2 separate regions of the Mus musculus genome follow, and region 2 is linked to region 1. A link is a loop called in an ENCODE intact Hi-C map of the cell type or tissue named here. Cell type or tissue: heart. All regions are shown on one strand. Links, peaks and the distances in the headings refer to the core of each region. The heading gives the core; the rest is flanking DNA. Region 1 holds the start of Gm23748 (a small nucleolar RNA gene). Region 2 holds the start of Gm38553 (a long non-coding RNA gene).

What was found. Peaks named below come from ENCODE experiments on the same cell type or tissue, not always from the same donor. Only the 100,000 strongest peaks of a DNase experiment are listed, where the experiment ranks them.
Region 2: it touches region 1 in a loop (4-fold over the local background); 2 of 42 quality-filtered maps call a loop at or near these places.

Annotation. Positions count from the first base shown.
Region 1 is chr9:82,243,998-82,252,500 of GRCm38, forward strand. Gm23748 (a small nucleolar RNA gene) reads left to right here and starts at 3,851; the gene lies at 3,851-3,981. Gm35548 (a long non-coding RNA gene) reads right to left here. Exons shown (of 3, transcript XR_379658.2): 3 at 5,934-6,140. In heart, for the core only: a CTCF peak has its summit at 3,873 (motif pointing right); no DNase peak of the experiment used is centred there.
Region 2 is chr9:82,849,367-82,857,869 of GRCm38, forward strand. It overlaps Gm38553 (a long non-coding RNA gene), which reads left to right and starts at 3,713. Exons shown (of 3, transcript XR_870948.2): 1 at 3,713-3,846; 2 at 5,306-5,461. In heart, for the core only: a CTCF peak has its summit at 4,900 (motif pointing left); no DNase peak of the experiment used is centred there.

The sequences.
Region 1 (8,503 bases), core at 217-8,216:
TCTTGGCCTGGTGTTTCCCTGTACTGGGGCACATAAAGTTTGCAAGACCAAGGGCCTCTCTTTCCACTGATGGCCGAATAGGCCGTCTTCTGATACATATGCAGCTAGAGACACGAGCTATGGGGATACTGGTTAGTTCATATTGTTGTTCCACCTATCGGGTTGCAGACCCCTTCAGCTCCTTGGGTTCTTTCTCTAGCTCCTCCATTGGGAGCCCTGTGTTCCATCCAGTAGCTGACTGTGAGCATCCACTTCTGTTTTTGCCAGGCACTGGCATAGCCTCACAAGAGACAGCCATATCTGGGTCCTTTCAGCAATATCTTGCTGGTGTATGCAATGGTGTCTGTGTTTGGAGGCTGATTATGGGATGGATCCTCGGTTACAGCAGTCTCTAGATGGTCCATCCTTTCAACTCAGCTCCAAACTTTGTCTCTGTAACTCCTTCCATGGGTGTTTTTTTCCCAATTCTAAGAAGGGGAGAAGTGTCCACACTTTGGTCTTCGTTCTTGAGTTTCATGCATTTTGCAAATTGTATCTTGAGTATTCTAAGTTTCTGGGCTAATATCCACTTATCAGTGAGTACATATGTGAGTTCTTTTGTGATTGGGTTACCTCACTCAGGATGATACCTTGGAGGGCATCATCATGCTCATCTTTATTGTTGTACTCTTAAATATTGAAGATATGGAATTGGGTCAGATTCTCATCACTAAATGAAGGAGTGAAGAAAATGCTTTCTTTTAAATTATATTACATTTATTTACTTTGTGTGTGTACAGAGGAATGTACACATGTGCATGTCATGGCCATACATAAGTGTTGGGCAGTGGGATGGGGGAATAAAGGGAGTGGAAGAAAACCCAAGTCCTGCCAGAGTTCTGGTGCTCTGGGCAGACGGATGCAGGAGGACGGCCGCATGCTTTCCATGCAGCCCTGGATGGGTGTCTGGCTGTGAGAAGTCATTGGACCCCTGCTTGGCAGAGCATGAACAAGGGGCAGTCCTAGGTCTCTGGGCCTCATTGAGGCCAGAAATAACAGAGATAACAGGTTCTCAGTCTAGGTGATCCCACACTGGATACTGTGGAAGAGCTGAGAACAAATGGGGGCCCCCAAAGGGGGGCTTGGTCATCCCTGGGGCTGAAGGGAGGAGAGGGAAGGGGAAGAGGGGGCATTGGGTGGTTCCTACGCAGATGAGAGTCCTTGGTCTGGTCCATGGCTGGAGCACAGAAAGGCCTTCCACCAGGAGGTTAGATGTGGCTTGTTAGGGGAAAGCCTATCCTATTGTTCAGCATGGTGGGCCTTGATGAGCACAGACAGTCTATGGTTTTAGAGCCTTATTGTAGACAGGCAGAGAGAGAGAAGGTAGAAAGTGGGAGAGAGGCTGGTCATGGCCACATGGAAAGGGGAAAGGGAGAGAGAGAGAGAGAGAGAGAGAGAGAGAGAGAGAGAGAGAGAGAGAAGGCTAGAGAGGAGAGTAAGAAATGTGAGAGCTTAAAGAGAACTAGGAGGGGCCAAGCAGCCCATTTATAGTGGGCTGGGCTATGAGGTAACTGGCTATAGTCAGGTAACTGTGGGGGTGGAGTCTTGCTGGAATGCCAGAAGCTTGGGACATTGTCTGTGTGACTTATAGTCACAGAATTAATGAAGTTGGGGGTTCTGTGGTGTCAGGTACCTGTCTCTGGGAAAGTGGCTCGCTGTTCTGTCTCTTGTAGAGTTTCCTACTGGGTCACTGGAGCAAGCCTCATTCAACCAAAATAGGCTTCTTTTCAGGGGTCCACACATAGGGAAGTCGGAAGACCATGTGATTCCTATGATTCAAACTCAGATCATCAGACTAGAGCCTTTACACACTGATCCATCTTTCCTGTCTGTATCTGCTTCCTTCTTGAAGCCTGAAAACCCTTGGCTTGATAACACAATACCTATCCAATTTGTCTTGTTTTTCCGCACATTTGATTGTTAGAAATCAAATTCTATTACTCAGAAATCTAAATACATTTTTAGATTCACTGTTCTAATAGATGAATTCATGGATAACTCAAGGACATAGGGAGGGGAATTATACAAGGCAAAATTATTCTTGCTCATACAAAATCCTTATAAGGAGAATGAACATCAGTGGAGGGAACTGGAAATCACTGGTATCTTACTTGTTTGAGCTTAGAAGGAAGCAGTGGAGCTATGGAGACCAGAGGAATTCCTACGTCCTAGGAAGACTGATTTTCTGTTGCTATGGAAATAAAGCAATCAGAATTTATTTTTAACATGATAAGTAAATGACATCTTTTTAGTCACAAAAATTAACCACTGAAGACAGATTTAAATCTTCTTAATCAACTGGTAAGACTTGGCTTTGGCAAACATGGCTTTCTAAAGCAAGCAAAGGCATGGTGGTCCTTCTGAGTCAGTGGTTCTCAGCCTTCCTTAATGCTGAGGCCCTTTAATAAAGGGCCTCATGTTGTGGTGACCCCCAGCCATAAAAGTCTTTCATTGATACTTCACAACTATAATTTTGCTAGTGATATAAATTGTAATGTAAATATCTAATATACAGGATATATGGTATGTAACCCCATACAAAAGGTCATTTGACACCAAAGGGGTGGTGACCCACAGGTTGAGAACCACTTAAATTAAATCTGAGTTCTTAATGAGTAGTAGTCACATCAAATAGTCATGATATTAGCTATAATGAGAAATCATTCAAGTGTCCAAAATTCTGCTATTCTTCTTAGAGGAATTATACTTAACAGGCATAGCTTGCCTGCTTGAGGAAAAAACAGTAAGGCACTGAGTTTCTGTGTGTTTGTGTGTGAGTGCATGCATGCATGTGTGGATGCATGTGTGTCTGTGTATGTATGTGTTTGTGTTGTTACTATACTCTTTATAAGGTTATATTTTTTTTATATCTATTGTTCCCAGACATTCACAGCCCACAGTCTTTAACAGGGCTTTCAAAGATGCAGATACATACATGGAGTGAATGAATATTTTTTAACCTAATTCCCTATCCCCTCTTTCACTGTTGCTTAAAAAATTCCTGAATATTTGGGAATATGCCACACTTAAGAGCTATATAAGCAGGCTGGAGAGATGGCTCAGAGGTTAAGTGTTCTTCCAGAGGTCCTGAGTTCAATTCCCAGCAACCACATGGTGGCTCACAACCATCTGTAATAGGATCTGATTCCCTTTTCTGGCATGTCTGAAGAGAGCAATGGTGTACTCATATACATAAAATAAGTAAATCTTTTTAAAAAGGAACTACATAATCAGTTATCAAAATAGCTTCACATGTTAATTTTTATAGAATTGCACCAAGATTTCATCTTTGAAACTATTTGAATTTTTCTTCAAAGATGATGGTATTTCCTCAGACTATCATAATCTGTCTAATCTACAGTGTTTACCAGATCAACCCCCCCACACACACACATGCTTTTAATACATTATTCTCCACAGAAACTTGTGTACCTGTGGCACCTGACCAAATACTAACATGCTTTTAATGATTATTCCCATCACCAAAACTTTATTCAGTAGTAGTATTTTTTATTACCTTTAAATTATATCTCAATCTATTAAAAAGAAAAAATATTAGGAAAGAGTACAGTCAAAAGGAGTGGATATTTAAGGTTTAGATGAATGCTTTGAACACTGGCTACTGAATGTCATATTCACACCAGCAGTCCCTAGATATCTATACGATGGATAGCTGCAGCATCCATAGCAGCTTACAAACTTCGGCTGTGTATATAATGATGACATTTCAATAGCAAGTACTGAATATATACTTTAAATACTAAATGTGACTTTAATTTGATGAAATTGGAAAGGTTCAAAAACCATAAGCACTGCCCCTAGTGGCAGTGAAATATGGCTGCTGTGTCACTTGTGTGTCAGTAGGTGGCAGAGAGGAGAGAGGTTATGTCTACCCTAAGTGATCTGACTTACGAACATCTGAATTATTAGCAGCCTAACATTACCTGAAAAAAAAGTGAGCCTGCATGATCACCAGTCCAGTTCCAGGTGGCCTGGACAGGGAGCCAACCAGCAACAACTACCAGCCCAGAATCAGGTACTCCTAGATGGGCTCCCAGGGCAGCGAGCAAACCAGAGACTAGTAGAATCTTGCCTGAGACCATAGACGTGGACAGAAGACCAAGACAGTTGGGTCTTAAGTGGGGCCACTTAGGAAGGCATGCTGAGCAAGGAACAAGCCTGAGATGACCACCAAACTGGTACCATGGGCCCCAGAGAGGGAACTAGCCTGAGATGATGACCCAGTCATTTGCCATGCAGGCCTGGAGTTACAGACCATGCCTGAGATGTTCCCTGCTCAGCACCACAAAGAAGGTACAAATCATAGTACTCCTGAGACTACTCCTGAGATGACCCCAGATGTTCAGAGACTCCGGGCACCTCTAAGAGGAACACGTGGCATAGTAGAGCTGATCCTGGTGATGGGAGCATAGGCAAGTCAGCCTTTTGAGTGTGAGTGTGGGAGAGGGGTTGTCACTTGTCTGCCATGAAGCAACATGGGCAAGAGAGAAATCCCCCCTCTTTTTCCCCTTGCCATCTACAAGACTTTAGAAGGCTGGAGAGCTGACCCCAAGGTCATCAGAGCTGGACAATGTGCACATACCCATACCTGCTGCAGCACTGGGTAGAGCAGGCCCTGCACCTTACTTGGGCAGCACAGTAGAGCTGGGTCTGATGGAAGTGGTATGATGAACCTGTCTGAGTGTGTGTGAGAGGGGGAGAGCTGACAAGCTGATGAGCTGACAGGCTCAGATGCAAGGCTTTGAATTGTCCCTCTCCAACATTCACTCCATCAGTGAACTGCTGGAGTGCATGAAGGGACTGGTCTTACAGATCCAAAACTTCAGGATTTCTATGACACAGGGCAACAACAGGATATTCAAGAGGAGTCCCAGTGAGGTTCCAGTACTGATAATACAGCAGAAGCTGGAGGCCTCATACCAGATCAACGAGTCATTGCAACGAACATTTGCAAGCAAAGACGTGTGGACAAAGGCGTGTACTGTGGTATACACTGTGACACACTACAGCTTCCACAACCAGATTTTTACCTCTGTTGTGGGGCAGGTTGCAAGGCTGTCAGGTGATTACTAGGGAAGCAGGAGGATGAGTGGGACTGGGGTAGATGCTGTGAAATTCATGAAGAACCAATACAATGTTTATAAAAATTTTTAAATGAGAGAAAAAGTGAGGGATGTGATTAAAACTCATATCATTGTTAATACATGGATTAAGATATCATAATGAAACTTACTACTGTCTAAATTATTATGTTGAGAAATTCTAAAAATGTCTTGAAAACATAAAATACTATAAGCTAAACTATCAGATAGAAATAACATGGAAGTTGTGAGAAGGGTCAGAGTTAAAGCAACTTACAGGTCATAGGTTATTTAGGAGGAAGAGAGATAGACTGGGTAGTTTGTCAAATCAATCTCTGTTAAAACATTCAAGGGAAACCAGCAAGTAAAGTACACATGATGTATAACTTCCATCCCTGGGTGGGAGGAGAAGAAAATCTGGAAGCTGAAAAGGAGGAAAGAAGAAAAAAGTATGCTGAAGCCAGCTCAGGCTCTGGGCTCATGAGAGCTGCTATAAATATCTCTAAACATCCATCCCCAAAGCCTTGTGCTGTTGTGTGAATTCTGCCATGGGCTACTGTTTACAGCAGAGAAGTAGTAGGCAAATGGCAAAACTTTGGGATTTTGCTTCAGAGGGCTTGGATTGTTACCAATTTGTTAGGACTTCACACTTGTGTAGATTTCTTGTGTAAATCAGAATTATTAGTACAAAGAAAAACAGCAAAATATGGTTCATTGATTGATATTTGTATATAATCAACATGTCACTGTGCCAAAAGTCAAATTTAAGGATATTATTTTAAAATATAATAATGATTTCACTGTGAAAAGACAATAATCAAATGCTGGTGCTTGTGTGCCACATGTGCACTGGAGTCTGTAAAAGCCAAAAGAGAGGACTGGATTCATAGAGCTGAAAGTACAGGACTTGTGAGTCATCTGAGCTGGATTCTAGAAAATGATCGCAGGGCCTCTGAAAGAATAGCAAGTATTGACCTTGGAGTCCTGTACCCAAACTTCCTGTAAATGAGAATTATATAAGTTAATGGAAGAAATATATTGGAGCACTAAGACATTTCTTTCAGAAGATAATATATTATAATGGCAAATGATCATATTGATGTGAATAATTGTGCTGAGTGGTCTAATAGACATACACAGAACATTAGTATAGTAACAAAAATACAAATAATTTTGAATCCATGTCAAATATTTATTAAGTGATCCTAAAAGTAATTCCAAACAGCAAGGAATTGGTTTATATACCCCACATCCAAATCATTGCCTTAAAAAGAAAAGAAAAGAAAAGAAAAGAAAAGAAAAGAAAAGAAAAGAGAGAGAGAGAGATAAGATTAAAGTATACATTTAAAAACAAGGTAAATACTGTATCATTAGTCAAAAAATAATCTGAAGCAAAATTGCACCAAAGGCACTATATTACAATTCTTGTAGGATGCAATTAACCAGGTACATTGTAACAAACACCCAAGACTGCGAAATGGCACAAAACAGAAAGCCTGACAATAAACTATCTCTATCCTTTTTATAAAAGTTAAAGAAATAAAATGTAACACTCTGAGTAGAAGAAAAGGGCATTCATTCAGGAAGCACAGCTTCTCTCTCTCTCTCTCTCTCTCTCTCTCTCTCTCTCTCTCTCTCTCTCTCTCTGTCTCTCTCTGTGTGTGTGTGTGTGTGTGTGTGTGTGTGTGTGTGTGTGTGTGTGTGTATGTGTGTGTGTGTGTTCAGTCTTAAGATTTCTTGTGGTGTCCATTCTCAATAGCATTTTAACTTAATTGCAGACTCATAGACCAGTGCCTTAAGACATTATATAGACTCAAATATATGTATTCTTTGCAAAATGACACTTGCCTAAAGTCCTGTGAAAATCATGCAGAATGTGTGGACACCTAAACAGTAAATACAAATCACTTCCAGAGAGAAAACACTTGAAGTATATCTTTAGTAAAGTAGCTGCCACATAGATGGATCACATGTAATATTATATTTGCTTTTGGAGTTAGGGAAAAGAAAATGGGCAGCTACAACCATCTATTTTATATGTGTTTTAAAGTGCCCCACACAACACATCTAAGGATACAGCACTTATACTTAGAGCTGTACAACTGTACAGATTATTTATGGGTTGTTTTCCTGCAATCTTCTTAACAGATAGGTAAACAGTTGTATTTCTGAAAAGACACATTTTAACCAAAAAGGCTATATACTAAATATTAGTGTCAGGTGGAATTCTGAAGTCGTCTTTAGCATTATATTTCAGTCTCTCTTAATTCTTTGAATCTTATAATGTACAAAGTTTCCTAACAAAATTTTACAAAATAAGTAAAAGAGCAGGACTTAGTTGATTTTTCATTAGCTGATAGGATATGTATATTAGTTACTCTAATTATATAATCATATTTTAAGTAGATAGTAGTAAAATTAAACACTGCATGACAGTGGTTCTCAACTTACCTGTACTGGCTGTTTTTTTGTGTCAACTTGACCCATGTTGGAGAAAGGAGCTTCCCCTGAGGAAATGCCTCCATGAGATCTAGCCATAAGGCATTTTCTCAATTAGTGATCAAGGTGGGAGGGACTAGCCCACTGTAGGTAGTGTCATCACTTGGCTGGTAGTCCTTGGTTCTATAAGAAAGCAACTTGAGAAAGCCAGGGGAAGCAAGCCAATAAGTAACATCCCTCCATGGCCTCTGCATCAGCTCCTGCATCCTGACCTGCTTGAGTTCCAGTCCTGACTTCTTTTGGTAATGAGCAGGAGTGTTTAAGTGTACACTGAATTAATCCTTTCCTCCACAACTTGCTTCTTGATCACTATGTTTGCACAGGAGTAGATACTCTTGACTACTCTTGCTACCTAGTGTTGTGACCCTTTCATACAGTTCCTCATATTGTCACGACCCAAAATCATATAAATATTTTTGTTGATACTTCATTACTGTAATTTTACTACTTTTCTGAAGTCTAATGAAAATATCTGGTGTACAGGATATCTGATATGTGGCTCCTGAAGTTGTCATGCCTCACAGGTTGAAAACCACTGTTGTACAGCTTCTGGGAAGAGAAACTGCATATTATAACATAGACAAAACCACATTATGTTTTCTTATTTTGGGTCTCATCATTTACCAATGATAATTTATTACCAAATTTAATAAAGAAAACAAAAATGTTCATGTGTTAACACTTTTTCAAAACAAACATTAAATAAATTTAGCAACATTAATGATGTTTTTGAGAAATATCATTTCAGTCCATAAGGAGCTGAAATAAGATTTATTTGTGATCAATATTGAAAAGCCTATTTGAGATGTTATTTTGATTCAACACTAGGGCTATCACTAATTCCAAGAATCACTTCATGTATT
Region 2 (8,503 bases), core at 190-8,189, 610 kb after region 1:
GGGACTTTGGATTTGGGAATCAGTGGAATGTTTCAAGTGGGGCTTAATAGGCTGTCCTAGTAGGACTATGCAAGACTTTGTTGCTGAGAGTGATTTGAACTGTGCAGACCTGGCCCAAGAGATTTCAGTGGAGAAGAATTCCAGTACATGGCTTAGAGACTGGTTTTGTACTGTTATGATGAGGAATGGCTGCTTTTTGCCCTTGTCTGAACAGTATACCTGAGGCTAAGGTGAAGAGATTTAGATTAATTGCTTTGAAAAAGGAAGTTTCAAAAAAGCCCAACAGCGACTTTGTTCTCTGGTTAAATCTCACGAAGAGCATTTTGAACAAGCATAGCAAGCTTAGAAAAGGAAAAGTATTAAATATATGGTTCAAATATTAAAGGAGCACCAGGAAGTGAAGTGGAGCTGAAGTCTGTATTCACAGATATTAAATTGAATTAAGGGAGTGGTGAGCTTGGGGCATGATCCTACCCAGCTAAGTTTAGGTTATGGTAGTACAATCCTTTAATCCCAGGAGGCAAAGGCAAGCAGATTCTTGAGTTCAAGTCCAGCCTTGAACAGAGCAGGTTCTAGGTGAAAAAAGCTTAAGTCCAGGCATGGTGGTCCATGACTTTAATCCAAGCATTACAGGAGTCAGAGCTATGCAGATCTTGGAGTTCAAAGATCAATCTACAGAGCAAGTTCCAGGACAGCCAAGCTTAGGCAGTGAGGGAGTGGAAAAACAGAAAGCTGGTAATAAAGAAGGGGGTGATGTTCCAGCTTCACCAAGCAGCAGAACTTGACACCTTTGGCCATGTGGCTCTGGCTTTTGACACATGATGCTGGGACAATTAATGCTGGTTAGCTGGAGCTAAGAAATTAGCAGTGATTAAGAAGAAACCAGCATCTCTGAGGTGAAATCTGATAAGCATTTTCTGAGATTGCAAAGAATCAGTATTCCAGAGATAGCCAAGGTTGAACCTCATGCTGCAGCTGGACTTGCTAATGTGTAAGAATCACTCAGGTGGTACTGGTTTTGAAGGTATGGAGGAGTCATGGAGAGTAGCTGAATGAGGCTTGACACTGTGAGAGGCCAGGGAAGGCCATTGGTGAAGGTACAGCCTCAGTTGCTGTTGATGGTCCAGGACTGAAAGGGGTCATGCAAAGAAAGGTGAGGTTTAGCACCAAGAAGAGAGACTATAAGAGGCTATTGGTGAAGCCTAGTTGCAGTTGGAGATCCCAGGGTATCCCAGTACCATAGAATGATCACCAAGAATAGCAGCAGCAGTGGAGTGGAATCAACAGAAAGATCCTGACAGAATGTAAAAGGTCACAGAAGTCCTGAAATTGGCAAGATAGATGTCACTGTTTGCAGAACTAGCTTCACTGATTTAGAAAAATAGAGGTGCACAATGCTCTGGACACTCCTTGAACCCGTGTGTCTGCCAATGTTTTGACCGTTCCTTGAACCCATGTGTGTGCCCACTGATGAAGCCCATTGCCAGGTGTTTATGATATTGGTTTCTGGGAAAGAGTCAGAAAATCTCCCCAGCAACCACAGCCGGGCCAATCCTGAGTTGCTACACCTGCACCAGACTCTTTCCTTGTACCCCTCCCATACCCATTTCTTGAGACTAGACATTGTTTAGATCTGGAAATCCCCTACTCTCGCCCCTTTCTCCTTTCACCTCTGAGGGCCTATAAAAACTGGGACCTCTTTCCCCTTGAGGTCGACTGCTCTACCCCTGCGTGGGATATGAGTCATCCCCAGAGCTCTGGCTTTCCCGGAATAAAGCCTCATGTGGTTTACATCAAGCTTGGTCTCTTGTGAGTTCTTGGGTGTCCGCCATTGTCCCAAGGCCTGAGCGAGGGGCTCCTCTCAGAGTCTTTCACAACCAGAGCCTCGAGTGCTACAAAGGGCAGAGATGGAGAAGTGACCCAAGCCCTTTGGAGGAGCCCAGAAGATCATGTGTGGATCCCAGATACTGGAACAAGAAGCTGTAAAGCTGATGTTGACTTGGAGACCCCAAGATGTTAAAGATGCCAGAGCTGTGGACAGCTGCTAAGTAGAACCAGCCCAGGAGAAAGCTTGTTGCCGTCAACAAAGTCAAAAAACAAGTGGAGATCTGAAGACTGCTTTGACATCAGACAAGGAGATGCAGAGTTTGGAGTTTTCCTGGCTGGTTTCCTGTCTTTCTTTAAGGATTACAGTTAAGTGATTGGATGAATCTTAGAAGAGACTATGAACGTTGGACTTTTAACATTGTTGAGACTGCTATAGACTATGAGGGCTTTGGAAGTTGGACCTAATGTACCTTTTATTATGCTATGACTAGGCATGGCCCCCAAAGCCTTGTGTTTGAACAAGCCTATGGGTGCTAAGAAGTAAAGTGATATGCTTTGCCCAGGGAGTGACACTATTAGGAGATGTGGCCCCATTGGAGTAGAGTAGGCATGTCATTGTGGGTGTGGGATTTAAGGCCCTCATCCTAGCTGCCTGGAAGTCAGTCTTCCTCTAGCTGCTTTCTGATGAAGAGGTAGAACTCTCAGATCTTCCTGTACTATGCCTGCCTGGACACTGCCCCGCTCTCACCATTATGATAACAGTCTGAACCTCTGAACCTGTAAGCCAGCCCCAATTAAATATTGTCCAAAAAAGTTTCCTTGGTCATGGTGTCTGTTCACAGAAGTAAAACCCTAAGACATACATATTATTAAAAGGAGTTTAAATAGAGTTACCATTTAGGAGAGACAATACCCCAGCTAGATATCATGACACCAAGTAAGATCTTCAGTACCATGAACAGGTTACATTTTTAGCCAACAGGGGTCTCCTCCCTCCCTCCCCCCCCACACACACTGTACATATGTATGTATGTATGTATGTATGTATGTATGTATGTCTTATTGGCTTTCTGGCTTTATAATAGAAGTTGAAGCCATGAAATATCTATGGACAGATAAGGTGATGTGTGTGAGCATGCATGTGGAGGTCACAGAACAACTCTGTAGAGTCAATTTCACCTTCTGTCCTGCAGAGGTGGCACCTTCCTTATTTCTGCTGTATACTCCAGGCAAGCTGGCCAAGGGCTTCCTGATAGCCTTCCTGTTTCTGCCTCCTATTTTGTCATATGCATGCTGTAGTTACAGATGAAGACTAAAGGTACAAAGTTGTAAAGTCGTTTGTCAGCTAACAGCAATTTAACTTCTGTCTGTTCTGCAATGACTTTTCCTGGTGAGACACAACACATACATATGACCCCACGTAGAGAGCCTGTGGCTGACCAAACTGGATATCACCAAAGTATAACTGGTGAACCAATGAACTTTATAAGGGTTCTTAACAGGAATGTGGGTGAGGGATAAAGGAGCAGAAATGACTCAAAGACACCTACATCGTCAAAGCCTACCACAGCATGGGTGACAGATCACAAAACATGGGAGCCCAGAGCCTACTCCACAGACAGCCAGACAGGTTGGAGAGTGTCCTTTCCTCAATTGGTCTGAACCCTCTCCAGGCAGCTCTATGGTTTCTGCTGCTTCCTGGTCTGAACTCAAGAGTCTCTCAAGTTTGGTTTATTTGAGCATGACCTTGAGCAGCCTTTGCTCTTGGGAGGGAGGGGCCCAGTAAATCTGGTCAGTTTCAGAGACTTCCTTTCTGAAGCTATTTTGAGTTATCTTCTATCTTAAAGCAGGGCTGGAGAGAGAGCTTGGAGGGCATCGGCATTACTGCTCTTCCAGAGGATGGTGTTCAATTCCCAGCATCCATGTGGTGGCTTACAACCTTCTGTAACTCCAGTTCCATGTGATCTTCTGCCCTCTACTGGTTTCCTTGGCCAATGCATGTACATGGTACACAGACAGGTATGTGGGCAAAACATCCATAAACATAAAAAACAACAAAACAAAAGAAAATTTAAGCTGGGCATTGTATTACACACCTTTAAACTAGGCACTTGTGAGGCAGAGGTAAGCATATCTCTGTGAGTTCAAGGCCAGCCTTATCCATATAATAAGCTGCAAGATAGTCAGAACTAGAGAGACCCATCTCAAAACCTAAACCAAAACAATAAAAACCTGCGGGATGGAATATTTCAAAGTGGAAGGGAACTGCTAAACACTGCTGACAACATGGACACTGGGCTCATAAGAGTTACTTAAGGGATCTCACTCTAAAGTCTGCCAAAATAAACCTTTTCTGACCCTATTCCTGACAGAATTCTTCTCATGAGACCCTTTTAAAATATGCACAAAAAGCAGAGCATTGCAATCAGATTTCAGAGACAAAAGTGTCACGTATATTTGAAACAAACCCACTATAGTTTAAGCTTTTTAAGAGAAAAAATTCTACTTAAAAGGTTTACTTATAGTGATAACTTATAAAATAAGGAAGGAGTTTACGTGGGCACAACTACAAGATCCTTATAGTTGTAATTTAGCTTATTTCTTATGTCTATTATATGACAGTTAGTTTGAGCTGAATTTAAATAAATAAGAGCTGGAAAATAATATATAATTCAAAAACATAGTCAGTCACTGATAACTTCATAAAAGTGTCTGCATCCTCTGAGATAAAGAAATCCCATTTCAGTCAGTTTTGTTTTGTTGGTGTTTGTTTGATTTGGTTTGGTTTGGTTTGCTTTGGTTGTCATTGTTTTTTGGCAATAATTGGATGAGGATCCAGAAATATAAAGCATGAATTATAAGGTATAATTAATACGTTTCCTACAATGCAGCTTTGATGGGAAGTGAATGGTTCTTTATTTGTGCTGAGAAAAGAAAAACCCCACTAAGTTAAATTTAAAATAACTGGGACTAGTGAGAAGGCTCACTCACTATGAGCACTGGCTCCTCTTTCAGAGGTTCCTGCATTCAACTCCCAGCAACCACATCTAGGGATCTGATGCCCTCTTCTGGCATGCAGGTATACATGCAGACAGAGTACTCACTAAAAATAAGAATTACTTATATACTTTTCTATGTATACGTCAGTATAGCCTAAGTTTGTTCTGATATTCTCAGGGACTGGTAATAGACATATGTCAGGAACAAGAAATATTCTTTTCTTTAGATTTACTTTTTTTTAAATTTATGTGTATGGATACACATGTAGTAGGTACCTTCAGAAGCCAGAGGAAAGAATAGGATCCTCCAGGAACTAGAGTTGCAGACAATGCCCGCCTTGTATTGGTGCTGGGAACTAAACTCCAGTCTCTTGAAAGAACAACAGGCACCCTTTAACTGTTTAGCCATCTCTGCTTCACTAAGAAATACTCTCTTAAAAACTTTATCAGAAGGATATTTGTTTCCCTTCTGTCCACAGTCTACATCTGTCCTCAGAGACTCCTACCCAGCTGGCAGATACCATCCAGGAACCAATCTTGCCTCTACTACTGCCCAGGAACCGGCTCACCTCTCTAGTCCCAGTGGTCCTACAAAGCCAAAAGGCCCCTGACTTGCTGACCACAGAGAAAAAGAGGTACTTGTCTCTTCCTCAACAACGAATGCTATTATGTAAACCAGTCTGCCCAGGTAGTAGAGTGGCTTTAAGAACAACCCAGAGCTGGGTTGCAGAATCCAACCTTTGGGAGCTGACTCCAGTCAGCACTCTCAGCTCCTTCCTCTCCTCTGCCTTCCCATCTCCCACATGGTAAAGAGTGCCCCATCTCTTCAGATTTTTTTTTCAGAACAGAATTACTGAGTGAACCAGATGCTTCTGACAGTATTCCCCCAGGTCTCCTATAGTCTCAGCTGCTCCCCCAGGTCTCCTATAGTCTCAGCTGCTCCCCCAGGTCTCCTATATTCTCAGCTGCCAGCTTACACCCCTGCTTTGGATCAGCATTCCACACCCGCCCTTTGCCAATATGTCTACTCAGCAGGAAGCAGCTTATGTGAAATACTGTCACCCCTTATCATCAATAAAGGGCTGAACTGTTAGGTCTCTAAATCAGGCACCAGCGTTGTAGTGCTGATGTCAAGGACTCTAGCTGGGTTCTGTAAGGAAACAAAAACCTAAAGCATTTCTCAGAAGCCCTTAGAGGCCAGCTGAATAAACCTAACAGCAACTGTCAGCACCTTGTCTGCCGGAAAAAGTTCCCACACTAACCATCTGGCTGTTTCAACTTCTGAACATCCTGCCACCCCCTGGCACAATACATTCATATAAAACACAACAATCTTTTGCAGCTGAACACTGTCCTCCACTGTGAAAGGCAGCTAGTTGGGGTTCTCTCCACAGAGAGTGGGAGAGTGTCTTGTTTTGCACCACATACACCAAATAACTGCTCCTAAATAAATATACCACTTGTATACCACCAATTCCACATCACAATTTAGTTTTAAATATGAACTAATCGAAGCTGGAGGAAGAGTAAGCAAGACTGTATATTATTGGCTATCATGGTGAGACAGGCTGACTCCATTACAGGCTTCAAACTGGCAGTTTGGGGCACTAGACCTAAATCTCTGTTTCCAAGAAGTGGGGAAGTCCAGGCCTCAGAAGCTGCCCAGCCTCCAGGCCTGAGGTAAGCTGGATGGGTCAGCGGCAGTTTCTAGACTTCTTCATCAACAGTTTCCAGGCTTCCCCAGTAACAGTTTCCAGCCTTGCCCCCCTCCCCGGCCCCCAAGCCCCAGCAATGGTTCTGGAATGTACCTAGAGATAGATCCAACAGGTTAAGATAGAGGTCACCTACCCTTCACTGGAATTCCCCTAATGTGCTTTAAAATGGGCATGTGAGCTCATTTCAGGACCTCCACCTTGGAAGATGGTAGACTCAGCATGTTGGACTTACACAAAACAAAAAAAAAACAAAAAATGCTCTCTGGTTTTGCATACTATGTGAGTCCAGGGTATCATTCTTCGGCGAATCATGGACCCTTATCATGGGTATTAAGTTTGTTAGGGTTTCATATGCTCAGTATAATTGGTGGGACCCAGGGAGGCAGAGGGGAAGTTTTGTATCACACGAGATGAAAACTGAGGAGGCAAGAGAACGTGTTAACATGGAGTGATCCTGAAACAAGCTAACGATTGCAGAATTAAGGGCATCTTTCAACTGCCATGTGGCTTCCCACTAGTGTAGCAGATGGGGGTGTGGGATGTCTATCTTTCAAAATAGAAGTGTCCTTTAGAAATATGGCTCTATTACCTGTCCTCTTTCTCCTTCACAGTGTTGGACAGGAAGTAGGGAAATAGTTCCAGCATTTCGTATACCTCAGTTTTATACTGATCATATAAACTGCAACCTAATTACTTTTCCCTGTCCTTCTACATGACTGTCAATTCCTTGTGCTGGATAGTTTTTCAGTGTCTGGTTAATAGAAAGAACTATCACATATTGCACTTTACTATCAAATCGGGTCCCTCAATGCCAGAGTACCCAAATGCTGGTTTACACAGTGTTGATTCCAGATGTCTGTCTGATTGTGCTGTGTTTGCATATTATCTTTATCTAAGCAGGGAGTATAATTCAGTGATAGAGTGCCTGCCTATCACACAGAGGCACTGGTCTGGAAGAAATATGTTTACAGGTATATGAAAGCATGCATTTCACTGTGTGCACTACTCTCACAGTGTGTCAGAACAATGTCTTTGACAGCCGATTGCATCAGCATAAGTTTGTCTCTTTTCCCTGTATCTCCTGTTGCCATGATAATACACATGTATGCTCAACAGCCCAAGCCATAAACTTGTCCAGACCAAAAAAAAAAAAAAAAAGGATGTTTTCGAAATCTTCATGCAGCCACTGCAAAAGAGCAGCTAATAAATTTAGTTAACTTACAATTTTTAATAAACATGGTTAATTTAGAGTTTGAAATTAGAATTAGTTTCATTCTAAAGCTTATTTAGAAAACTATATTTGCACTTGATAGTAGCAATGAACATGCAGCATATACACAGTTATACTTTTTCCTTCTACTGAATAAATCATACATATCTATTACAATTCCATCTTAAACTAACGAGTGCAGTGATTCAAATAAATCAACTTTAGCCCAAGGAAAGAAAAACTATCAAAGGTATTTTTTTAAGTTTATGCTAAATTAATCATGTAAAGTTCAAGGTACTACATTCTAAATGGAGTAGGGAATGCAGTATAATTAACTCAGAGTTGAATGTCAACCAAATTGAAAAAAAAGTTTAGCATATCAAATACTGCCCTTACCTCAATATTTACAAAAGATGTATTCATCTCCATTATACCTATTCCTAAAATGACATTTAGTGACAGATTCATATGATTTGTAACAGTCAACTTTAATATGCAGCTGATTTTAATATATATATATATATATATATATATATTTTATATATGAGCACTTTATCTACATGTACACCTGCATGCCAGAAGAGGGCATCAGAACTCAGTATAGATATTTGTGAGTCACCAGGTACTTGCTGGGACTTGAACTCAGGACCTATGGAAGAGCAGTGGTGCTACAGAACCATCTCTCCAGCCCCCAATGCAGCCGAAACTTTTAACAAGAATTTTTGTGTCAACCACAAGGTCAGCATATACAT